Linked DNA regions of Homo sapiens: region 1 is linked to region 2. The links are chromatin loops, found by intact Hi-C in ENCODE. Cell type or tissue: Panc1. All regions are shown on one strand. Each heading gives the region's core, and the rest is flanking DNA. Links, peaks and the distances in the headings are about the cores only.

Region 1 (12,825 bases), core at 2,783-10,782, 96 kb after region 2:
AGACTCCAACTCAAAAAAAAAAAAAAAATTTGTCAAAACATGTCATTAATTGTTTTCATGATTACTTCTTATCATTATTGATACTTAGTCTCAAAACCTAAATCCAGATATTTTTCCAATGTGAACACAAAAATGAGCATCAAGACTTAGTGTTTAGATAGCCACTGTACTAGTAGTTTCAATTGTTTTTTCTTTCAAATCCAACTAGTCACAGGTATATTTTAATAGTTATATTTTTCTTTTTAATTATTATAAGTATACAAAAAACAGATCAATAATAAGCACTGCTGTATACACCCAGCTTCATTAAATCTTAATCTTTTGCCCTATTTCTTTCAAATCTTTCTTTAAGGAAAAAAAGACATTCATATTTAGTTGAAACTCCGTATATATCCCACTCCTAATTCCACTCTCCTTCCTCCATCCCTTTTAGAGTTAACCACTATTCTGAATTTGGTGTTTTTCATGCCGGTCCTTACATTTTTATATTATCTGTTTATATCCATAGCTATATATTGTATGATTTTAACTTTATTTTTTATCATACTATATTATGATTATGCAATTTGCTTTTTCCCTAAACATTATGCTTTTGAGACTTATCCATATGAAGCTTTGTAGATGTAGCTCATTTATTTTCATGTTTGTATTTGAATACACAATCTATCCTTTCTCCTGCTCAGAGACACTTGGGTTGCTTCAGATTTTTTACCACAAAGCTTCCATGAATATTCTTGAAAAAGCCTCTGTGCATATGTGCTACAGTTTCTCTAGGGGTAGAATTGCAGGATCATACAATATGTGCATCTTTTCCTTTTCTCACTATCGTTGAATTGCACTTCCAAGAGGCTGTACTGATGTATATACCCGTAAGAAGTATATGAGAATTTCTGTTTCTCCACACCTTTGACAACACTTGCTATTGCAGGTGCACATTTGAAAAAAGTATTATCACTGTCTCTACTCTCAAAATGCCTGAAATACTACTAAATATATACTACTCAATAAATTAAAAATGTATAATTGCTTCCTTATTGAAAATATTGTACATTATCACTGATGCCATAAAAGAATCTCAAATGCCTACAAGCCTTCTCACTAGGGAAAAGTTACCCAACAGGCAAAGACTCTTTCTCTTCCTGAGAGCTTTCAAGGTGTTCATCCAAGCCATGATCAAGTTTTAGAGCTAGAAAACATTTTAGAAATCATTCTATCCAGCAGTATCATTTAAACTAAAAAATCGGAAGAGTTACGCCCAAAGTCACTCAACTATGACAATGATCATAATATTATCATTAATTTAGAACCTATTATGTGCCAAGTACCTTTCTAGATGCTTCATAATTTTTTTTTTACAGATTGGCCTCAAACTCCTGGGCTCATGAGATCCTCCTGCTTCGGCCTCTGGAGTAGCTCAGACTAGAGGAGCATGTCATCATGGCCAACTGCTTCACATATATTTTTAATCCTCATGACAATAGCCAAGTAGCTCCACAAATAGTTTATTCTCCAAAACACATTTCCATGGCTACTGAGAACGAGCCACCATGCTATTAATCTGGTGGAACAAAATTGTACCAGAGACAGCTCCTATTTTCAGAGGCATAAAATCTGGAAAGGAAAGTGACACCAAAGCATAAATGAGCATGTGAGGAAAGCTGGGTGATGGCTCAGACCAAGCCAGGCTACTGCCTTAGATCTTTCTCCAGCTATGATCATTTGGGAAAATGTCCTAAAGAAACTTATATGGGAATTAGGCTTTAGAGACCAGGGAGAACTTGGATGGGCACCATCTTACCTTGGACGTGTTATCTGGGCAATGCCCACTTAATGACCATGAGAAAGACAGTGATGGGAATCCAAGACCCTGCCATCAAAATGGGGCACGTCCAGGGGGAACGAGGAAGGACAAATCAAGCCAAAAGGAACTAGGAGCACGTAAGCCAGACAAACAGTGCAGAAGATCTGCAGAGCCAGGCAGCTGGCAACTGGGGAAAATCCAACAAAACTACTTCTCAGGAACACAGCAACAAGGTCTCCCCTGCTCTGGCCCCTGCTGCCCTACTTTCTTTACTACTCTCCCCTCCTTTGCCCTGATCTGCTGGCCTCTCCTTGGTCTCTGGTGATTACAGTAGGATCTTTCACCTGCAGTTTCCTCTGCTTGGGACACTACTCAGCTTTACACATGGCTGGCTGGCTCCTTCTCGTCGTTCCAATCTCAGTTGAGATGTTATTCCTAAGCGCCCCATCTAAACCAGCTTCTGCCAGTCCCTGCCTCCATCTCAGTAGCCCGTTTGACTCTCCTCATAGTCTTTCTCACTCCCCAAAATTACTTTGCTTCTTTATTTAACCACTTACCCCAATGAGAGAGTGAGCATCATGAGAATGGGGAATAGTTCTTGCCATGTGTTATGTGGTCAGGCCCTGGCATACAGGAAGGCTCCAGTAAACATTTATTGTTGGTGAATGAATGAACCATAATATTCCAGTTTTCAATGAGGCAGGTAGGCTGTTAGAATCTGCAAAAGTGTTTTGGGACCTTGGGGTCTCAGTCATAGGGGTGGAGTTTAAGGGAAGGATTATATGAAGGGGATGCTGAGTTCAACGTGTGAGGTAAGGGGTCCCTAAGAGGGACGCAGAAAACAGAAATGAGGCACAGGCTCAGGTACCAGAACTGAGGGTGAAGATGGGCCTCAGAACCAAAGCAAGAGCTGAGGGGGGTGAACAGGCTAAATTGTCACAAAGGGACTTTCTCTACCACAAAGTGTCAGGCTATATACTATTTAAATCCCTCCTGCCCCAGATCCGGGCAAGACCTGACCACAGCAGTGAAGTGAGTAAGGGACATGCGTATCTCCTGATCTGGCCCCGTGGTGGAGGCAAACAACTCCACGGTGGTGGAAAGCAGAAATATTTGTGTAGAGAAGTGTGAAGATGAGCTATTCCCAGCAGAAAGGACAGCAAGGGCAAGGCAGGGAGGTGAGAGAATCACTGTGTTGGGAAACAGAATAAACAGAATGTATTGGGTGCAAGGCTGAGCACCTGCTGATGAAGAGCAAGGGAAAAGGGAAAGTGAGGCCAAATGGTGGAGGAACTTGATTTCCAAACCAAGATTTTGCCATTAAATTGAGGAAATAGAGAATCTTTGAATATTACTTTACTGCTTTGGTTGGCTTTAACCAGGGAAGTTATGTAGTCATTTTGGACACTTTAGCAAGCTTCCTTAAGGCAGGAGTCTTGTCTGTTTATTCAGTGATGTGTCTCCAACTTAGTGCCTGGCACACAAAAGAGCACAGGAAAAAAAACAAAAACAAAACAAAACAAAAACACTGTCAAAGGCATTGAATTTCAACTTTAATCTGGTGGCTATATTCAGGACAGCAAGCCTAAAGGTGGGCCAACTCATGGGAAATTTATTCCAAAATATGGTTTTAGAAATTTGATTTGTTGCAGCAGGAATCGGAAAGAACAGATTTGGCAAAGGGAATCAGCAGGACTTAATGACTAACTGCATGTTTGCTTGGGGCAGGGGTTGAGGCAGGAAACAGTGCGGGAAAGAGGGGAGTAAAAACTGATCCTGAGCTAGTTTAGAGTGTGGGTGACTGAATGACACCACTATGGAGACAGAGAAGTTGGAATGCAGAGCTGTTGAAGTGGGACTGGGAAGCTCAGTGTAGGTATTTGAGATGCGTGAAGGCTTAAGCAAGTAGGGATATTTAGAAGGCAGTCGAAATGAGACTGGAGTTCTGTAGAGGCCTAAAGGAAGGATGTATATTTGCATGTAAGTACTTCGATCATTTTCAGAGACAGATTGGGAATAAAACTAAATAGAATTGAGAATATCAACCGCATAGCTAGGATGCAGTGAAACCTAACTTACCTGGCCTGCCTCGTATTCAACAGTAGAATACTAGGTTCCATTTCTAAAATCGAACATGCTGAGTGGCTTCGCACCAAAACTCAATTCCTACTAGGCCTTCAGGACCTAATGTCCTTGAAGCTAGGCCACTCACTTTTTTTAGGAGGTGGTATTGCCAAGTAGTTAAGAGTATGGCAATAGAGTTAGAATACCGGGGTTCAAATCCTGACTCTGTCACTCACTAGCCAGATGACTTTAAACCAGTTACTTAACCTCCCTCTTTCTGTCTCTGTAAAATAGAAGTAATAGTCGTACCTACCCCTAGCAGACTGTTGTGAAGACCAAATGAATCAATGTATATAAAGCATGTAGCATAGTACTTGGTAATAGCCAATGCTCAACAATGGTCCTTGAAGCTTTGTACTGAGGACTGGAATATGTGCTCTTATTTTCATTTATGAATAGAGCGTGCTTTCCCTGAAAATCCCTGGGATATTGTAGAATATTTTCAGCAAAATAGAAAAAAAAAAACCATCAATGTTCATTCTACCAAAAGAGGTCACCTCCTTAGATTTAGATTAAAAAATATACCACTTAGGCATGCTGCCACTATAGTGAGTCTAGCAACTCAGGTGCACTAAATTCTCACAATTGAAAAAGCTCTGGGATAATTTCAGTGCTATTGTTTTGGAGACTTCCTTTTACCCTGCTTTGAATTTGTCACCGTTCCAATTTTAGACAGTAAATTATAAGTCTTTAAAAAGAGAGTTCCATTCAATCTTGAGAAAAGGGAAAATGAACCCCTGAACTGGATGTCAATTACCAGTCCCTGACTTGGGCAACGTCTGAACTCTTCAGGTTGGTAAATTCAACCATGGGGTGTTGTGTTTTTTTGTTTTGCTTTGTTTTGTTTTGTTGGCTTCTTTGTTTCATTTGCAAATTTTTTTTTTTTTAACAAGAAAGTTTGTTTCAAAAGAGCCTTTCTGTTGTATTCATAGTTGTCAGACCATGGCAAGCAGTGAGGCAGTGGAATTTATTTGAATTGCCACTCTTCCTTACTTTTTAAAAAATGCTCCCTTACAATAGTAACTCTTACAAGGATAATCTACCAGCAAACATCAGTAGGCCAGACATACTGGCAGTCCCCAGTCAATCTGTAACTGAAAACTAAAAGTATAGCAGGAAATCCTAATAATGAAACTTGCAGGATTAGAGAGCTGATGAAGCAGAAAACAAAAAGTAGGTGATAACTGCTTAGTACAGCCTTGCTGGGTGTCAGGACTTTAAGGATTTTCTTAACATGTGGGTGGATCTTCATCTATTTTTGACTTCACTTTAGCCATCCAAAACAAGTCTTGGCTCTGGGTTATTTTCCATCCTCTTCCAAGATAACCCCACACAGCTATAATCAACAGAGCTATTCCAACAAGCTTTTTTTTTTTTTTTCTCAGTAGTCTTTCCCAAAGTAATAGAGAGTTCAGGTTATCATATCTTAATGTCATGTGGTACTAAATCACACACTCCAAGGAGAGATAACAAGACTGCCCAAGGAGGGTGGGTGTGGTGGGTAGGGACTTTGTCCCAGCCAATGTTCCTTTCTCTCTAGGGGGCTAAATATGTCCAGCTTATGTATGGCAAGAGGTATCAGAGCTGGATGGGGTCAGGCAAAGAAAATAAAGAAGACAGCTCTGCCAATGGCTTAAAAATGCCTAGGCTCATCTTGGTTCCATAGTTGGAAATGGGATGATTTCATCTTGTTTTCCCAGTGAATCACAAAGTGGCCTTGAGGGATCACATGCTCCTAGCTTGCTTTCCTTGGAAATAGAGACCTTTGCATTCATCTGTCAAGTGCAGAATGTGGGGATTTGTCAGGAAAGCCAAATCTTCATGTTGGTCATACCAACTGTTTTCCAGTATTCTACAAGGGGTCTTAGGACCTCACTGTCCCCCACCCGGACAGGGTCATGTATCCTAGACCTTGCATTCAGCCACACACAGGTTCTGGTTGCAGAATAAACTAAAATGTAGACTGGATCAAGACCTATAGGACATACTTCCTGGCTTTGCTAACTTTGTTGGCCTTCATCTCACCTCATATTACCATAGTCCACATGCCTGGAGATCCTACAGATCTCTTACTGATGAAAACTATACAGAAACCATGGCTTCAGCCAGTAATTCCCCTAATCCTCCTTTGGCAGTCTCAGAGGGCAGAGGACACATCTACGGTATCTTCCCAAAGGCCAGTGAAAAAACAGTTGATCAGTTGGTAAGACTCAAGCCCTAGTGGAGACACTACAGGCACCAAGTACAAAAATAATCCCTTTATAAGAACTCAAAACCATTTATGTACAATTGGAATCCACTCTTACCCACTCACCCACCTATCTACACTGTTGAAGTCATTAAAGTGTGGCAATTATTAAAGGAATATATTTGTTTATAGAATTGGAAAGTGCTATGGTTTTATATTTTATTCAACGTACAATGGCTTTGTGGCTATGAATTAAGACAGTATGTAAGAAAACAGCAAGAAAACACAAATAAGGGCCTAGAAAATGTGTCCCTTTGCAGCATCTCAACATCACCAGCTCCCAGAGAAAAACAAGTGTACCTTTTGTGCGGGAGGAAAAATGTTTTAGTAGTGGTTATGAAGGTGATGCTTTCTGCCAGAACTCAGACTGTTCTTGAGTGCTCACCATCTCAGCCTACTCAGGCTTCTAAAGAGGTATAAGACAAAACCAGCACATGTACACCAAAATCCATCTGATCTTCAGCATCCCCAGCCTCTAGGTTGCTGGGGCTGTCATGGAGCCAACCTAGGTTTCCTTTCTGTAATAAACTGGGTCACCACTGGAGATAAGACCAAAGAACCAGTGGGTGAGGCTTGAAGCACCCCAAGCTGCCTAACCATCCCTTCAAATAGATGAGCCTCTTGGCCTTGTTTTTAAGAACTAGAGAAATCTGAGGGTCCTGCAGAAATTTTTTTACATTCAGATAGGAAGGGAAAAGCCTCTCAGGTAAACTGCCTGCCTCAGATCTTCTCTTGAAATGAAGACCTGGAAATAAAAATGTCCAGTGGTATAGGAAATATATCAGGAAAAAAAAAAAAAAAAAAAAATATATATATATATATATATATATACACACACACACACAGTAACTGCACATACAAAATACAATGTGTTGTATCCTGTCAAATTGACATCTTTGTTCATGTTCTTTAAACAATTTTTAAGTTTTCTGTTAACATTGTCCTAAAGCTGGTGTTTTCCTTCTCATCTCACATGTTGGTTTGTTTGTGGAGGCGCTTTCCCCACCTTAGAATGTATATTTAGCCAGGCACGATGGCTTATCCATGTAATTCCAGTATTTGGGGAGACCAAGATGGGAGGATTGCTTGAGCCCAGGAGTTTGAGACCAGCCTGGAAAACAAAGTGAAATCTCACATCTACAAAAAATCAAAAAATTAGTTGGGCACAGTGGCATGTGGCTGTTGTCCCATCTACGTGGGAGGCTGAGGCAGGAGGATCACTTGAACCCAGAAGGTTGAGGCTGCCATGAGAAGTGTTCACACCACTCACTGTACTCCAGCCTGAGGTACGGAGCAAGAACCTGTCTCAAAAATAAAATAAATAAATAAAATTTTAAAAAAGAAGGTATATTTTGCATTGGACCTCATGTCATTACTCATTTTCTATCTTTCTCTAGACCTTGGTGAGGACATTCTGTGATTTCGGAATATGTGCTTCACATAACACGTCATCTTATTTCATAAGTGCTTATCGTAGAAGACAGTTGAAAGCATAAAGAACAGAGTTCTTCAAATCCTCAAATGTTTAAACCTCAGTTTCTTCTATAACACCCAGGCCCACAGTACCGTGTCTGAAACCAACAGGGGGAAAAACAAAAATGTTATTCCTTGGATGTCCCTAAATGTGCCAGGGTTCATTTAGACCATCCTTTTGCACACATGTCCTCTAAATACATCTTAATGTGTGTTTATGTTAAGGTAAAAATATGGCCATTTGTTCAGCTTTACTTTGAAGGAGATCATAGAAGAAGTCTTTTTTTTTTTTTTTTTTTGAGACAGATTCTCCCTCTGTTGCCCAGGCTGGAGTGCAGTGGTGTGATCTCGGCTCACTGCAACCTCTGCCTCCCAGGTTCAAGCAGTTCTCCTGCCTCAGCCTCCCAAGTAGCTGAGATTACAGGAACCTGCCACAATGCCTGGCTAATTTTTGTATTTTTAGTAGGGACAGGTTTCACCATGCTGACCAGGCTGACCTCAAACTCCTGGCCTCGAGTGATCCACCCGCCTCGGCCTCCCAAAGTGCTGGGATTACAGGCACGAGCCACTGCACCCGGTCAGAAGAAGCCTATTTTGGCCTTCTAAAAAGAAGGCACTCACACAGTCACTTCAGTGAGTGAATGAAAACTATGAAAGGACATTTCAGAATAGTTTAATTATTGTCTTGATTCTTAACTCAGTGATTTTAGTACATGGTTCAGAAAAGGCTCTTGGTCACTCATCAGTCGATACAGTAGCAGCAGTGGGACCTTGACAGTGATAAGCCATGTCTCTCTGAATGTACACATCTACATAGGTATACACAGGGATATAAATAAACATATATGCCTGAATTGACCCATATCCACCCTCAATATCATGTGATTTCAAGAACACTTTGAAGACATTTTACTTCCTCAAGGATCTCCCCAGTAGCATAAGTTCCACAATCAGAGACTCATTCCTTTACCTTAAAGTTTCTTCTGTTATATTACAAATAACCCTGGGATAGTGCTAACATTGAGAACTGTGCCCCAGTGCAAGCAAAGTTATTGGATCCTCTGCTGAGAGCTGTGTTTGGTTTCCAGGAAAGCAGAAAGGACAGATGATACTGACTGCCCAGGGGACCCCAAGATGGGAGAAAGGAGACCAAGAAGAGAGGATAGGTTTGCTCCAAGACAATTCTCACAATTGTCCCTAGGGCCAGAATGGAAGACATGTTTCAAAGCAGAGATGACTTAGCTAGTGAAGTCAAAAGAGGCCTTTAATCTCAGGAACAAGAGAGAATGAAAAAAGAAATAGAAATGTCAATAAACAAGAGAGGTACACCTCTCTCTCAATGACCCTACGCCCTCTCCCTCAAAAGGCCTCTGCGTTTCTCTGACTTCTTGTTTGTGGGCCCCAAACAAGATCTAGTTGCTTTTTATACATTCAGATTGGCCATAGACCAAGGCCTGCATTTCCCTTGTTAAGAAAAGGAATTAAGCCCCAGATTGCAAAACATTTACAAACAAATGAGCTTGGAGTAAACTTTCAAAACTAGCCTTAGACAAAAGTGACAATTATAGATGGTCAAGATGGTGAAAGTGAAACCAAACAGGACAGAGAGAATAACAGGGTAGAATAGAACCCCCAGCCCCAGGTCCAAGAAGCCTGGACACTAAAGATGAAACATTTCTGATCCATTATTGGATCTGGCTGATGTTTCACTGTCTGAATGACAGGTCTCATCAGCAGGGTTTATGTGAAAGGAGATGATTTCAATTCCTCCTTTTATGGCACAAGGACTTTGGCAAGGTCACTTGACATGTCACGTGTGCGCCTCTCAGAATCTTCTCCAAGCATTTGTGAGAGACAGAACAGCAGATTTTAAATGTAAAGATTGGGCAAACTGTGCTGTGTCCAGGAAAATGCTGCCACGGTGGGCTTATTGTTGTCATTATGACCATTATTTTTCCGCCAACATCTTTCATTGCCTCTCGGTGTTTTTGTGAAACAAAAGAACCCAGCTGAGACTTCCACAAAGAAGAATGCAGGGAAAGGGGAAAGGGGAGAGAATACCTTGAGCAAGAATAGCTTGGAAGGAGCCAAAAGTGGAAAAGGAAGTCTAATTCTGTCCTAGTCCAGGGGGAAAAAAGTTTTTTGAGAAATGTAAACAAATCAGGAAATCCTGGCACTTACTCCAGTTCCGATCTGGGGAGACACACAGGTCCTTTCCCGAGGAGGGAGCTGCTGTTTGTGAATGAAATCCAGATAAAATTATTCATCGAGCCCTGCCAGCCCCACAGTTTCCAGCTTTCTTTTTGCCTATGGCATAGCTCAAATCTTAAAATAATAATAATAAAAAAACATATGCATGTTATTAATTCTCCATATTCAAATGGAAATTCAATGCTATCATAAATCTCTCTTTTCTAATGTAAATTCCATTCTTCAGCATGAAGCTACGGGAAAGCCATTGTATCTGAGTAATCTAAACTTGAAAGAGAATTTTTGTTAAACTAGTTATGATAGGAGAAACATGTTTTTCACCGAGTCGAAAGATTAAAGTTGGTTGTAAAAAGGGGTGGGGGACTGAAGGAGAATTATTGGTTGCTCAACTAATGATTAGATACAGAACTTCAAGGACAAATTAAGAGGCACAAAAGAAAGAGTCATGCAGATAAGTGAAAACAGTTTCAATGATATTAAATAAAAGATGCATTGTTTATGTTAGGTTGTAATCTCTATTCCCATATTCATCTAAACAACCCCCACCACCCCATTAGCTACCCCAGGTAAATTCCTAACTCCACTGCACAATGCATCTGCAGACTGGAGTAGTATCTACCGTTCCCTTTCTCACTGCCAGACCATCCTCCCTATCTCTAGTTTCACTATGTCTAAGCCCCTCTTCCTTTCCTTTTTTTTTTTGAAACAGAGTTTCACGCTTGTTACCCAGGCTGGAGTGCAGTGGCGTGATCTTGGCTCACTGCAACCTCCGCCTCCCAGGTTCAAGTGATTCTCCTGCCTCAGCCTCCTGAGTAGCTGGGATTAAAGGCATGCACCACCACGCCCAGCTAACTTCTGCATTTTTAGTAGAGATGGGATTTCACTATGTTGTCCAGGCTGGTCTCGAACTCCTGATCTCAGGTGATCTGCCCATCTCAGCCTCCCAAAGTGCAGAGATTACAGGTGTGGGCCACCACACCCGGCCTCTAATCCCCTCTTTTAATGAGGCCTTGCTCCAAAAGAATGTAGACAGGAGGTCTAAAAAAAAAAGAGCTGAGGTAGCCTTTTTTTGTTGTTTTGAAAATATGTTGTGAATCCTTTGGTTTATTTCAAACGATTTTCACCCAATACCGTATATCATCCCTCATCTCAAATCGACTCCACTAATTTCTTTTGATTTATCACTCTTGTCCAGCCTACCAACCCTCTTTCCCGCTCATGCCCACTGTTAAATTAAGTGTAGCCTAAAGCCACCTCCTTACATATTTTAAATTCAGCCCAAAGCTTTCTCTATATAGTGAACTATAACCTAAGTGGATGTGTAAACAGACCGTAACCTACTCTAGTGACAATCACCAAGTTTCAGCCAATCAAGGGTGGCCAACTATTCAAACCATGTTCAAATAAGGCTCACTCCAAGCTGTAACCAATAAGGCTGTTTCTGTTCCTCACTTCTGTTTTCTGCACATCACTTTCTTTTTCCTGTTCATAAATCTTCTTCCACCACATGGTTGCACTGGAGTCTCTGAGCCTCTTCTGATTTGGGAGGCTGCCCGATTCACATACCGCTCTTTGCTCAATTAAACTCTGTTAAATTTAATTTGTCCAAGTTTTATCTTTTAACATCACAAACCTACCCCAGGTCTCTCCTTTGAAAAATTATTATTTTGAATGTAGAGTTGGTCTGGGCGTGTAGCAACAAGAATGTGTCTGTGCATTACAGAGATACAGGGAGCAAATTTAAAGGGCTTCCTCAAGCTCTGATATCAATAGAGGCTCAGGTAAGAGACAAGTTTCCCTTGGAGGGAGGAGATGGGGTGCTGGGAAGGACTGAGGTCCAGGATATACCTCCCCTTCAAGGGGCCTGGGCCTAGGCCCTCACTGCCTATGTTTGCATGGAAACCTCCAGAGCGGAGCAGGGTCGGGGCTTCAATCCTCAAGACAAAAACTTTCTCAGCTGACTTTTAGAACAGAGGGCAAAGATATACAGATAAAATATATCCCTCTGTATCAATGCAAAGCATTATCTCTGTCCCAGAAGAGTATTTGCGGTAAAAAGAAACACTGAAATCAGAATAGAAATAGTCATAGCAGGAGTCAGGTGCGGTGGCTCATGCCTGTAGTCCCAGCACTTTGGGAGGTTGAGACAAGAGGATCACTTGAGGCCAGGAGTTCAAGACCAGCCTGGGCAGCACAGCATGACCCTGTCCCTACAAAACAATTAAATATTTGTTTAAATAAAAATTTTAAAAAATATTAACAGAAGGACGGAACTTGACTCGTGCAGGTATACAACTAAGGGTTTGGCTACACATGCACAGGCCTGCTGTCAATGTGTTATTAACATTTAGAGCTGAAATAATACAACTTAGAATCATCTTAATGAAAATACCAGAGCCAACCTCTGCAGCTGCTTATAACATAGTCACCTTGCCTCAGGACCAATTTCTCCCCTGAACTCTTATTAATCTTCAACATTCAAGATAGAAGATTTAATGTTCTCTCTGGATTGTTCAGAGATTTATGACACCTATAGAAATGTTCATAAAATTTGAGGCTATGCAAGCCTTTTGGCATCTGTCTCATTGTTATCGGAACCATAAAAGTCATCACCATCTTGTCCACAGCCAGTCTTTTCTTCCTAGATAATCCGGGGAAAAATAAAGTTGCCTCTGAGTCTCTGAGTATCTGCTTGAAGCAGGCTCTGTTGTCAGGTGTGTGTGTGTATGTGTGTGTGTGTGTGTTGAAGGAATAGTGGTGTCATATCAGGGAAGGGAGAGAGAGAATAGCAGATCAACCTGTATGTGTTTGAGGACTTAAAGGGGAATTTTGAGAAATTGTTTCTAGAGCAACTCATTTTATCTGTCAAAAGGATGCTGCAGTATGTACGTCGCTCACTTCAGCCTGGTTCTCTGGCCCAGCCTACCCAGGAGTGGTAGTCTCCGGAGTGTACACAGAGAAGGGAAGC
Region 2 (12,825 bases), core at 2,349-10,348:
AAAGGAAGCCAATTCCCTTCTTCTGCCTAGATTTGTTTTCTTTGGCCTACTTGAGGCTTACTGAGGTAATATACAAGCTCAAAGAGATAAACTTTTGGTATCTCTTTTAGGAAACCCATTTTTCATGTCTTTTTCCAGAAATCATCCCTTTATGAGACTGGAAACTCTTTTCTGCTATCTTTTGCCTATCAAAGAAGAGAAGATTAAGATTTTCTCCTGGGTAATATACAGCATTACAGAAAGTTTCTGAAGCTCTTTGAGTTTTTTGGAAAATAGCATTAAGAGAAGTTTATTTTCATTCATGTTTTCATTCATCTTTTCAAGATGCTAAAAGTAGGGCATTTGTTTCTCTACTTTGTACACAAAGGTCTCCTGTCTTTGTGTCTTTCCTCACTCATTTCCTTTTCTCTGTCTCCCCACCCCTCCCCACCCCCTCACCCGGCCCCAGCTGGCAACATCTTCTTATATCTTCTTTGTTCCCTTCCTAACTTCCACCTTGGTGTATTCTTCCATATGGCTTCATATGCTTCAAATAAAAGCCCATTGTCCATCTGACAAGTCACTTTTCTCCTGTCTTTTATATTCCTCCTCATGAGTCACATCCCTTGGAAGCCCATCTTCCTTTCAGAGTGTCTTTCTTTCTAAACCACTTCAGATCCTGAAATGATGAAGATAATCACAACAATGCCACATTTTCCTGACTTCTTTGTCACGTAAATGGTCTCAGAAAACTTCCTTTCCAAAATTTTCCATTCTTTTCCTTTTATGACGTCTTTTGAGGGACTGTTGTGATGAACAAAAGCACATTTATTTATAAAATACATGGACGAGTCAGAAGGAGCCTGTAATATATCAGAACACAGATGCAGTGAGAAAGACCCAGAATAAGCTTGCCCACTGCTGAGGGGAGAGAGACCCACTGCAGATTTCCACCTAACTGAAGACAGAGCAGATAGCAAAGCCACCAAGAGCACTACCTCTGGAATACACAGATCTGGGTTTGAGTCCCAGTTTCAACATTTTCTAGCATGTTAATCCTGCAAAGCCTCAGATTCCACTTCTATAAAATGGGAATCATAATATGACTCATGGCCTTGTTTGGAGGTTTAGTTCAGACAATATACGTGAAATGCCCAGCAAGGTGCCTGCTATACACACTGAATGTTCAATAAGTGGGAATTATGATTATTAGATGCAGAAAGAGCATCCAGGGGATAGGTAGAGGTTTAGGGAGGCAGACAGTGGCACACAACCCAACACAAAGTACTAGGCATGAGAAACAGAGGGAGGCGGTTCTCCACTCACCGGGAGGACAACCAAGTGGCCAGGAGGAATCCTGGGAACAGGCAGGTTACTGGGAGTGACTCAGGCATCCCTGGGTAGGGGCCAGGTCTTACAAGGCAGAAACCCATAAATCAAGAAGTTGAGATCTTGGCCAGATGAGTTTTAGGGATGCCTTAATACTGAGTTCTTTCTGAGTCAGGCCAGGTTTGGTTTCAAGACTAGGAAGGGCTGGTAGGTCTCAGTAGTCAGCTGTGTAGCCCCTTTTCTTATAAGTCTAACAGAACTATTTCTTTATTGCACATGGTAAACATGCAAACAGGAAATTATCCTAAAAGGAATCACTGAGAGATGGCAGTTCAAATTTTCTCCAAGGTAGTTGTGTTTGAAAAAGACTCTTTCCTCAGACCTAATGTTCTTAGGTATTAATATCCTGCTCTACCTAACAACATCCAGGACTTTCTTTCCTTTGTATCTTGTTTGCCTGAGCAACACTCTGCAAACCTTCCTTCTGGATCTGCCTGCTGGTTTTACCCCCCAGTCCAAGAGTTTAAGGCTGTTCCCTTACATTAGATTTAATTCAATTACTCTTTTTTTCTGATTCGGAAACATCAATATAAAAAACTAATATAATTTATGTCTCTTCAAGTGTAATTATTTCTATTAATGTGATGGAGAAGCAACATCTTTTTAAAATACACATATTTAGTATACCGAGTTTTCAAGAGCTTAGTTTTGGTGGCAAATAAATGAATACCAAGTCATAATGTATATTTTTTAAATTTGATATGTGTGTAGCTACATCAAAACAATATTTGATTAAACTATACTCTGGAATATAAACTGACTTGTGGTGAGTTAATATATTAATGAGGTGTTTTGAAGACTTCTTATGCCATATAGATGTTGTATTAGTTGATTCCTGATTGTCTTGAATTTTGCAACAGGCATCTAATCTGTTGGTGGTTGTTGTTGTTGTTTTATAGCCTCCAAAAAACCTCTTCTACCAGGCCCTTCCTGGACACATTGGTCACTCCATAAATACTGTGGATAGATTAGCAAAACTTGAACTGTATATCCATAATGATTCACTTTTTTATTTTGCATCAATTTACTGGCAAAATTTGAGGGATTATCAACTTGGCTTTTACAAATAACAGGGAATAGCCAAGTTGATAGGGGAAGTGCTGAAAAATCCATGAAACAGACCGGGACTAGGTAAGGGCAGAGAAGGAATGAGGGATTTTGCTGGCCCAAAAGGCTCAGGTGTTTCTCTACAACTGCATATGGGGCAGACAAGTTGTCCAGGCACTCAATAGCTGTCATCTACAGACTTAAGAGTAGAAAGTTTGTTTTCAGGAAGTGGCTAGTGGAATTTCCCAACTGCAGACAGATAATCTAGAAGGTGGGGCAACTGAAGAGTTGCTAATAGCCTCTGACTATGTTAGGGAGTGTCTATAAATCAGGCCATTCTTCAGAAGGGGGCATTGGGGGCGGGTCCTAAGTAGCATCTCAGGATTGCTGAGAGATTCACAAGGCTGGAGGGAGACTAGAGATACCTACAAAAGAAACTTTAGTTCTTAAAACCCACCACCCTTTCTCCCTTTCATGCTGGGATAAAGGGAGAAAGAAATGACCCAAAGACAAAAAGAATGCAATTCAAGAACAGGTTGATGGCATCTACAAAATGGAAAGAAGAGATAGCTTCTTCTAGCATCTCTTTATTCTAATCTTTTTTAATGCCTCCACTATTTATTTATTTATTTATTTTATTTTTTTTGAGACAGAGTCTCACTCTGTTGTCCAGGCTGGAGTGCAGTGGCACGATCTCAGCTCACCGTAACCTCCGCCTCCTGGGTTCAAGCGACTCTCCCGCCTCAACCTCCCAAGTAGCTGGGATTACAGGCATGTGCCCATGCTTGGCTAATTTTTGTATTTCTAGTAGAGACGGGGTTTCACCATGTTTGGCCAGGCTGGTCTTGAATTCCGCACCTCAGGTGATCTGCCTGCCTCAGCCTCCCAAAGTGCTGGGGTTACAGGCATAAGCCACCATGCCCGGCCTATGCCTCCTCTTCTTATGCTTGGAAGTGAAGGTGAGCACATTTTAAACCCTTGGTACACCTTATTTGTTGAACTTACTGCTGATGCTCCAGGGTTCCTGAATCCCCAACTTTCCCAGCACCAGCTGCTGAACTCTCCAGGGCTTCTGCGCACAAAGCCTGTTCCCAGGAAGTGGGAGAGCCCTCTCCTTGGAAGAGAAGCCTCCCAGTACTGGCCAGAGGGGAATTTTGAATACTGAAGTAGACAAAACCAAATGAATGACATGCTTTCTCAAAGAATGAAGAAAAATAAAATAGAAAATAAAAAAGTGTCTGTTCCTTTTCTCCTCTAAATGAAACTGTAATTAAACTATTTCTGGGATGTTGAGGTTTTATTCCACTGCTCTTTCCCCTATTCTGTACTCGTACAAGTCAAGGCGGTATGAAATTTACCCATAGAACAAGCTTCACAAAGTGAAAAGATGTGTTAGGATTCCACTACCGGATAAATTCCCCCTACAGGCCCTGAAATCTGCATACTTGCAGCCTAAATGACATTGGAATGGGAGATCTTTGAATATTGATTTCTAGCTCCTAAGGGTATCAGACCTTCCAAAAAATATCTCCCAGGTGAATCATCTTAGTGGACTTTTGCCCTTGACACTGAATTTTCTCCTGCTCCTTTCCCTCCCACAAATATAATCCCATCAAAGAGGGAATTGTTTTATTCCACAGAAGAGACCTAAAATAAATGAGACTTTCTTGGGAAACTCATTTGTGTAGATAGGCGGCCTCCTAGGAGGCTGACCCTTGCTTTCTTTGGCTCTCAGCCTCCTCTTGGCATTTTCAGGGCAGGTTCCTTGACTGTCCCTTTGACCCCAGTAAGGTCAGGCCAGCATATGTTTAAGAGACACGTGTCACTTCTCCCACTGAGTAGCCCAACATAATTCCTATTTCATGCTTTGCTCTGAGTTTACCTTATCTCATCTTTCCTCCTTCTGTTTTTTCTAATCCTACAAGCTTTATTCTTGATATCCCAGCTTTTCCATCTCTCTCTTCTAATCACCCCCAACCCATATTTCATACATCAGTAAATCCCTCCATATATTGGACTGGTGCAAAAGTAGTTGCTGGTTTTGTCGTTAAAAGTAATGGTGTATGTAATCCCAACTTCTCGGGAGGCTGAGGCAGGAGAATCGCTTGAACCTGGGAGGCGGAGGTTGTGCTGAGCCGAGATCGTGCCATTGCACTCCAGCCTGGGCAACAAGAGCAAAACTCCATCTCAAAAAATAAAAATAAATAAATATAAATAAAAAAAGTAATGGTGTAAAAGGTGTAATTCAGTAGCCACTGATAACAAACCACTTAAACCTTCTTCCCTCATTTTCCCCAGGAGACAACTGAATCAAAGAACCATCATGGGCTTTGCTTTACAGGAACCAGAAATCCCAAACCTACCTGCTTCAAAAATGTTAAAATGAGATTGAACCATATAAGGGTTCAAAAGGATCACTCTCTCTAGCTGAGACAATGATTTATTTTCTCCTCACTTATGAGATTATATCTACTTAAAAAAAAAACTTCCAGCCATCTCACCAGATGACTCACTAGTATATTATAAGATATATGAGAACCCCTATATCCTCAACATTCATCAAGGTTTGTACCATATAGAAAATCCTCAGTCTCCCAAGTTAAACCAAAGAGAGAGAAGTTTATTTTATCTGCATCTGTTCCTCTAATCTGTTCAACCAAGTTCATCCTTGAGCTATTATGTATACTGAGGAACTTTATTTTGTCTTCCATCTATTTAGCAATGCATTCTACCTCCCATGAACATAACATTTTTGCTTCCATTGTAACCCTTGATTGGAAACTTTCTATCCCCTGGAGAGAATGGAGAAATAATTGAGCCAATCTTGGCCAGTCTTATAAAAATTCACAGATGCTGCTTTGAATAGAATTGTTCATAATGGTTCAAAAGAGGCTTTCTGCTGTAACTTTCATCTCAACATATGAGGTGGGTGGTGGGGAGAGAGGAAATGGATCAGTGGCCAAAATCAAGGTTGATCCTGGCTCTAACCCAAGCCCCACCCACAAACACCATCTAAAGCAAGACCATTTGTCAGCACTTCATTCACAAGCATCATTATCAAAATTCCACAATTCGCTGGTGGTATCAAAGGTTTGTTTTAATGGAAATGATTTATATGGCATCTTCTCTGTGAAGAGTCAGGAAGGTCCATTTGGAATCTCGACTTTGAACACGGTGGTCTGAGGACAGTTACATGCTGTGGAGTCAAAAGCCTGCTGCAGACTGCGCTGAAATGGATGCTACAGATGTCACCCAGAACCCAGTGAAATGAAGAACTTCAACGAGCTAGGAAAGAAAGTGAAGAGGAACGTTTTCCTTCTGACATTTCTCTAACAACTGTGTCTAACCTGAAAATGTGGCTCCAATCCTTTTCAAAACTATTATTTTCTTTACAGCAAAGTTCTAAAAACTTGGTTTCTTTTGATTTCTCCCCCTGGCAGGAAAATGACACATTTGGGGCCAAGGCATGAAAGCGTGGCCTCTTGGGAGAAGGGGGAGGGCTATTGCTTTCGAGCCCGCAAACAGTTGCAGGTGCAAAAAATGTGCACACAAAAGGGGAGGTCTGGTAGGGGCCCCTTTTCAAATGTAACCTTTTAAGTTCAATACATCTCTTTGCTCTTCCTTTTGTGAGCTGCGTGCTTCCCTCCCACGCTCTAATGCACATCCCGGTCTTCAATGTGGCCTCCAGAAGGAATCTTCATGTTTGTTGTGAAGTTTTCCGTAATTACATAATCGTTGAAGTCTGTGAGTTCGTGTTGAGGTGGCTGAAAAATGCGAGCTTGAGGATTACAGTAACATAATTAGATCGCTTCCTGTAAGAACCCAGCGACTTTTCCCTGGGTCCGTCTTCGATTGGCTGCCCTCCGAGGCCTTCCTCCTCCCGAGTGAATCACAGCCCGCTCAGTGGGCATTTCTGCCGGCCAACCGCTCCAAGGTGTTTCGCGGCATCTGTTTGTGTTGTGGGTGAATTCTACAAACACACTCTGTTGATTTGATTATGAAGGAAGGAGCAACAAAGCCAGAGGGCTGTGGTTTCTTGAATGCCTTTGTGTCTATGTGGTGACAGAACCAGTGCTTAGTTTGTCTGGGCCACGGTACCTTGACTCATCCGGTGGTGTCTAGAAGCCTTGATTCCTTGCCTTGGGGTATAAGGGGAAAGAAGGAAAGAACACAGCTGAGTTTTAGGTTTTTAATAGAATTTGATATCTGACATGCATCACTTATGAATTTTTTCTAAGTCAGCTGGATAGTGAAGATTATATATTAAAAACAAACAAAACCAGAAATAGCTTTTTATTACCCACAGTATCATCCCCTTAGAATACACTTTCCCAGCACCCAGCGATCCTTAGAAATAATTATCCATGTGATCTCTAAACCCTTTCTTGCTCTCCTTTGTTCAGTTCTCTGGGTGTGTTTGCTGCTTAGTTTAATCCTGGCTCATGCACAGACCCTAGTTTTTTTTTTTTTTTTTTTTTTTTTAAGCATAGGTGAAGATGTGACAACAGCTGATTATCTTCTAAATAAAAGTGACTTCACCACATAGGAAAGCTTTGCACAGCTATCTTGTTATTTAGCTGGTTTCCATGAAACTTCTGTTGTCCGTCGATAGTCCAGGCCAAGGGAGTAGCTGTGAAATAAGAATGTCTTCAGGGTTATAGGAGGGAAATCTCCCCACTTTATTTGGTTTTGTAATAAAGAACAGGAATCTGAGATTCTATCATTGATGCCAGAATATAACATCTGATTTTTTTTTAAGTGAAAAGACAGGTGGGTCTCAAGTGAAAAGAGTATACATCTAGGCTGGGCGCAGTGGCTCATTCCTGTAATCCCAGCACTTTGGGAGGCTGAGGCGGGCAGATGGCTTGATCCCAGGAGTTGGAGACCGGCCTGGGCAACATAGCGAAACCCAGTCTACAAAAAACACAAAAATTAGCCAGACTTGGTGGCACACTTCTGTAGTCCCAGCTACTTGGGAGGTTGAGGTAGGAGAATCACCTGAACCTGGGAAGTCAAGGTTGCAGTGAGCTGAAATCATGCCACTGTACTCCAGCCTGTATGACAGAGCAAGCAGAGTGAGGCCCTGCCTCTCTCTCTTTCTCTCGCTCTCTCACAGCCACACACACACACACACACACACACACACACACACACACGTATACATCTAATTTGGGAGAGTGTCAGGACTGGTTCAATTGCCAGTTACTACATTTAGCAAGCACAGAACCCTTCTTTGGAGCAGAGAGTTGATCAGAGTTCGTGGATCCTCAAGTAAAAATGTCCTGGAAGTCCCTCTTCATTCTCCTGCTCTGAGAGACTCCTTTGCCCCGCTCTCTGGAATCCCTCATTGTTGGACATCAAACTGCCCATTTATTCTGTTGGGTTTGCTCCCACAGTTATTCTAGCTTCATAAATACTATGTGCATCAGGAAGTGATTTATCTTTTTCTCTGCTTCCAAAGAGTTTAAACAACATTACTCAATTTTTTTTCTTTTTTTTTGAGATGGACTGTTGCTCCATTGCCCAGGCTGGAGTGCAGTGGCGTGATCTTGGCTCACTGCAACCTCTGCCTCCCGGGTTCAAGCAATTCTCCTGCCTCAGTCTCCCAAGTAGCTGGGACTACAGGTGCGTGCCACCATGCCTGGCTAATTTTTTGTGTTTTTAGTAGAGACGGAGTTTCACCATGTTAGCTAGGATGGTCTCCATCTGCTGACCTCATGATCCGCCCGCGTTGGCCTCCCAAAGTGCTGAGATTACAGGTGTGAGCCACCGCGCCTGGCCTATTTTTAAGTATTTGAAGGACTCTCTTGGAAAGCTAACTGAGTTCTGTGACTTTTGGTGAGGTAGCTTTAATAACATATCTCCTTGCTTTTTGAAAACAACTCTTCTTGATTGTCTTTGCCAATTTCAGCTCCAGATAATAAAAATATTAATGATGTCTATTACATCTAAACTGTAGGTTTTCTAAATGGCCATAAGGTAGTATAAAGATTTGCTTCCTTGCTTTATAAATTGAAAGCTAATATCAAAAATTAGATTTGTTTGGCATTCTCAAATTTTAATGATCTCAAAATGATTTCAGTAGTTCTCCAATTAAATGTATGATAAAAGAAACAAAACCTTGACAAATTAAACAAGAGGTTCAGTTTTTTAAAGTAAAATGTATTACTATAAATATGCTTCTGATTAAAAGGAGACATACTCATGCTAATGCATAACGACTGGTGTGGTAATTGTCAATATAATAACAAGGGGTAAAAAAAAGATAGATTTAAATGTCATTGTCAACTGATGGCATTTGTAATATAATTTATGGACTAAATTAATGATTTGTCAATGTTCTCAGTGTCCACAATATATCCTTACTCCCAGAATAATCAGTGACTAAGTCTCCATCAAATTGAGTATGTATAAACCTCCATAGTAGAGTCACCTATTTTCTAATAGTGTTGTTTATATTGTATATTATAATACAACAAAAATTATTGTTATAAAAATTAATCAAAAGAATTTAATATTTTACCTGCTCTATAGTTATCTATGGCTGTGTAACAAATTACCCTAAAATTTACTAAGTTAAAACAGCAAACGTTTATTATCTCATAGTTTCTGCTGTTCAGGAATTTGGGCATGACTTAGCTGGGTGCCTCTGGCTCAGGGTCTCTCACGAGGCTGCAATAGAGGTGTTAGCTAGAGCTCAGCTGGGAGAGGATCCCATTCTGGGCTTAGCAGGAGTCAGCTCCTTGTGGGCTGTTGGACTGAAGGTCATAGGTACTTGCTGGCTATTGGCTGGAGATACCGTCTCCTTGCCAAGTGGGCTTCTCTATCAAGCAACTTAAAACATGGCAAGTGACTTCCATCAGAGTAGTCCAGCAAGAGACAGAGAGAGGACAAGCAAGAGGAAAGCCATGGGCTTCTTGTATCCTAATCTTGGAAGTGATATCCATCTCTTTCTTATATTTAACTAGTTAGAAGCAAGTCAGTAGATACACTCACATTCAAAGGGAGAGAACTGCACAAAGACATGAACACTAGGAAGTGGCTCATCATTAGGAGCCGTCTTAGATGCCAACTACACACTCAGTGTCCACAGGTGTTCCTGCTTCTTCCTATAATTATCCTGGCTCCAGCTATCATCAGAAATGGACTCTTCTAGAAGAAGCAGTACAAGGCCTCAGCTTTCTGCTGGTTCAAGATTCTAGGTGATTAGCAGACACTCCTGACCAATGGTTGTGGTGCTTCCCAAACCATTACCTTAATAATAAGCAGATATGGGACCAATTCTACGGACTCTGGCAAAGATATGCCATTCATGTCCAAATTAAATGAAAAGGCTACGTGACGCTAGCTATCGAATGTATTAGGGATCTGTCCTGGTATTAGCTACCTGCTGTATTAGTTATCTGTTGCTGTATAACAAGTTACACAAACTTGGTGGCTTAAAGCAAACGAACATTTATTTTCTCAGACGGAGTACTGTAGGTTAGAAATTTGGGAGTGGCTTAGCTAGACTGTTCTGGTTGGTGTCTCTCAGGAGGTTGCAGTTGAGATGTTGTCTCTCAGATGATGTTGCAGCTCATCTAAAGGTTGGACTGAGGCTTCAGGATCTGCTTTCATAGCAGCCACTTGCAGGACGAGCAAGTTAATGCTGGTTGTTGGCAGGAGGCTCGTCGCTACATGAGCCTCTTCCTGGGGCCATTTGAGTGTCCTCATCACATGGTAGCTGGCTTTCTCCAGTGAAGAGAAAGAAATTTCAATTGATTGTGGGGCACATGGAAAATGTTTCAAACTTCCATAATGATCCTGGTCTTACTGTTTTGGCCATGTTGCCAAAAATGTATGATTTCCAGAGTGTGACATTCTACTACTAGGTTCTGTCGTGCCAAATGATTCAACAAATGTTCATCCCCAACAAAAGGACAAGAGCCCCTGTGCTTGTGGAGGTCCATACACAGACAGTAAATAGGCGGACTAGTGGCTAATTAATACTTTGGCACAGCTTCAAGAGAACAAGTACAAATATGAGAAAGCAAACAAAAAGTCCTGGGAGATTTCATCCATGAGACAAACACAATAAATTAGTGCTAAACGGCTCGACAAAATATTTGGAGCTCATATTGGTAGTGAGACTTGGCTTCTAAGTAGCCTCAAGGAAGCGGAGACTCAAAGGCTCTCAGCTGTGGATATCAGCAAGTCCTGGTCCATAGCAGCAAGGGTTTCAGATGAATCTTGATGAGACCTCATTTAATAAAACCCTCTGTCCAGAGACCATCAGGAACACACCGGTAGTGTGGAGGGAAAAAAGTGAGACTGATTTAACCTGTTGCAGCAAGGGAAAATACAAAACAAAAGAACCAGGGAATTTGTTGGAAAAAAAAAAAAAAAAGTGGGAGGGGAGCTAAGAGTAGGCTACTGGTAGGGCCCGGGGGCTGGAATTAGTCTATAAGATGATCTTAGCATGGATTCTTCCAAACTTGCTGGAATAGTCGGTGGTCTCTTCTTTAGCCCTTTAGGGCCTTTGCAGAGTTACTGTTTCATCAACCTGACCATGATCCTATCTTGAAACACAGGGATTCAAACAAATAAGTATTACACAATTTTGACCTTAAATCATTTGTCTGCTTCAGTCATAATGTAGATGGTTTTGCAAGCTTTGGTCTCTGTTTCAAGTCTCATCCTCAAAGGATCGCTTTGTATTCCTTCATGTCTTATATACAGGTCTCTAACCAAGGTGTATGTGATGAAAACACCCCTTCTCTCCACAAATGCTGTCTGATTTTACTAACAAGACTCAATCCCAAGCTTGATGGAAAAGGAATGGCTCAAAACTGGATCAATTCTATCATTGCCTTTGCACATAGTGTTTTCTCTCATCATAATTCCACTGCAAAATTCCACTCTTTCTTTAAAACCCAGCTCAAAACTACAACCTTTAAAATGCATTTTCCAATGTCTTACCCTCTTCTCTTCCACATCATCACCCTCGTCATCATCACCCTCTCTGCCTGTAGGGTAAAACTGTGCTTCCTCTTCGTGTTTCTAGACTCACTAGAGTGCTTGGTATATAGCACATACTTAGTAAATATTTTTGAATTGCAGTGGGAGTATCTAATTAATTTGGCAGTAGGTATTGTTAAAATACTTTAATATTCCTGTGATTTCAGCTCTTTATAATTCTCCTCTCTGAATTTCTGTTGCAAAGTTTGGCATTGTTTTCTTTTTTTTTTTTTTTTTTTTTTTTGAGACGAAGTCTCGCTCTGTTGCCCAGGCTGGAGTGCAGTGGCGGGATCTCGAGTTTGGCATTGTTTTCTGACAGTTTCATAGATGTTTATTTTTTTTTATCCCAACTATTAATAGATTATGAGCTCCTAGAAACAGACACAATTTTTTTTATTTTTTCGCACCCTCCACCCCATTCCCATGGCCCCTCAGATTTAAGACAGTTCTCATACTTCCTAAATGTTTGTGAGATTTGATTATCTTTTGAGATATTGACTTATATTGTCTCTGGCATTATCCTCACCCCTCATTTTCTTCCATTCAAGAAAGCAGCTAGCTCCAAACTTGATGGGCTCAGGGAAGGGTTGGGGCCAGGTGTAAGGCAGCAGTAGAGCACCAGTGGTTGTGGTTTTATTCTCTAAAGGCCTAAACACTTAGGTGAATGGAGTAAGTTTGGTAGGTACATGAATGGGATTCCTAAATATAGACGGAGCAACTGGAGAGGTGGGGAGAGCAAGTGATGGCCAGGCCTCCATTTCACTGCCTCCAGCTAAGAGAGATGGGGTGAGAAATGCAGGGAGAAAACAAAAAGAGGTCTGCAGGTCCAGGAGTAGTGTGGACCCAGGTCATGCATGCAAGGCAGCAATTCCGAGGATGTGGCAAACCCTCCAAGAAAAATGGCTACAAGATTCATCTAGCCACACTGGCCAGCAGTGGTCTTACAAAAAGCCCCTGTCCTCATGGCATTGTCTTAAATTTCTAAGCAATGTCCACTGCATTCTTGAGTATTAAAAGGATTGGGGTGAAGATACTAGAAGGATTGAGAATAATAGAGTTTGGAATCTGAAATTAAAGTCTTGTAACCCGAGGTGTTCATGCTTACCTGAATATGTGGGGTTTTATTTCTCCCACATTTGTTTAATTGATTAATCTGTCAGTTATGTAAACTTGAAAAAATAATTGTCTAACACATCTAACAAGGGGGAAAAAAGCTCAGGTCTCATTACATTAAAAGGGAATACATTGCATAATACTGGATCCCAGCTCTGTTACTAATTAGTTGTATAACTTTGAGAAAATTATTTCACTGTTTTTTGTCCCAGATGTATCAAATATTTTTAAAATAGATAAAATAATGTTAATATTATCTACCTTGTTGGGTTGATGTGAAGATAAATTGAGCTAATATCT

Evidence for each region. A loop is a pair of places that touch in the nucleus more often than their neighbours do. Peaks named below come from ENCODE experiments on the same cell type or tissue, not always from the same donor. Only the 100,000 strongest peaks of a DNase experiment are listed, where the experiment ranks them.
Region 1: a loop joins it to region 2, with 3 times the contacts of the local background. A loop is called at or near these places in 3 of 110 quality-filtered maps.

What each region holds. Positions count from the first base shown.
Region 1 is chr6:105,485,693-105,498,517 of GRCh38, reverse strand. No RefSeq gene overlaps it. Among named protein-coding and RNA genes, the nearest start is that of PREP, 89 kb to the right of the region's middle. RefSeq lists an enhancer at 2,873-2,942. In Panc1, for the core only: no CTCF peak of the experiment used is centred there; no DNase peak of the experiment used is centred there; H3K27ac peaks cover 2,012 bases.
Region 2 is chr6:105,581,088-105,593,912 of GRCh38, reverse strand. No RefSeq gene overlaps it. Among named protein-coding and RNA genes, the nearest start is that of LINC02836, 45 kb to the left of the region's middle. RefSeq lists an enhancer at 2,818-2,867. In Panc1, for the core only: no CTCF peak of the experiment used is centred there; a DNase peak (open chromatin) is centred at 6,272; H3K4me3 peaks cover 664 bases; H3K27ac peaks cover 3,978 bases.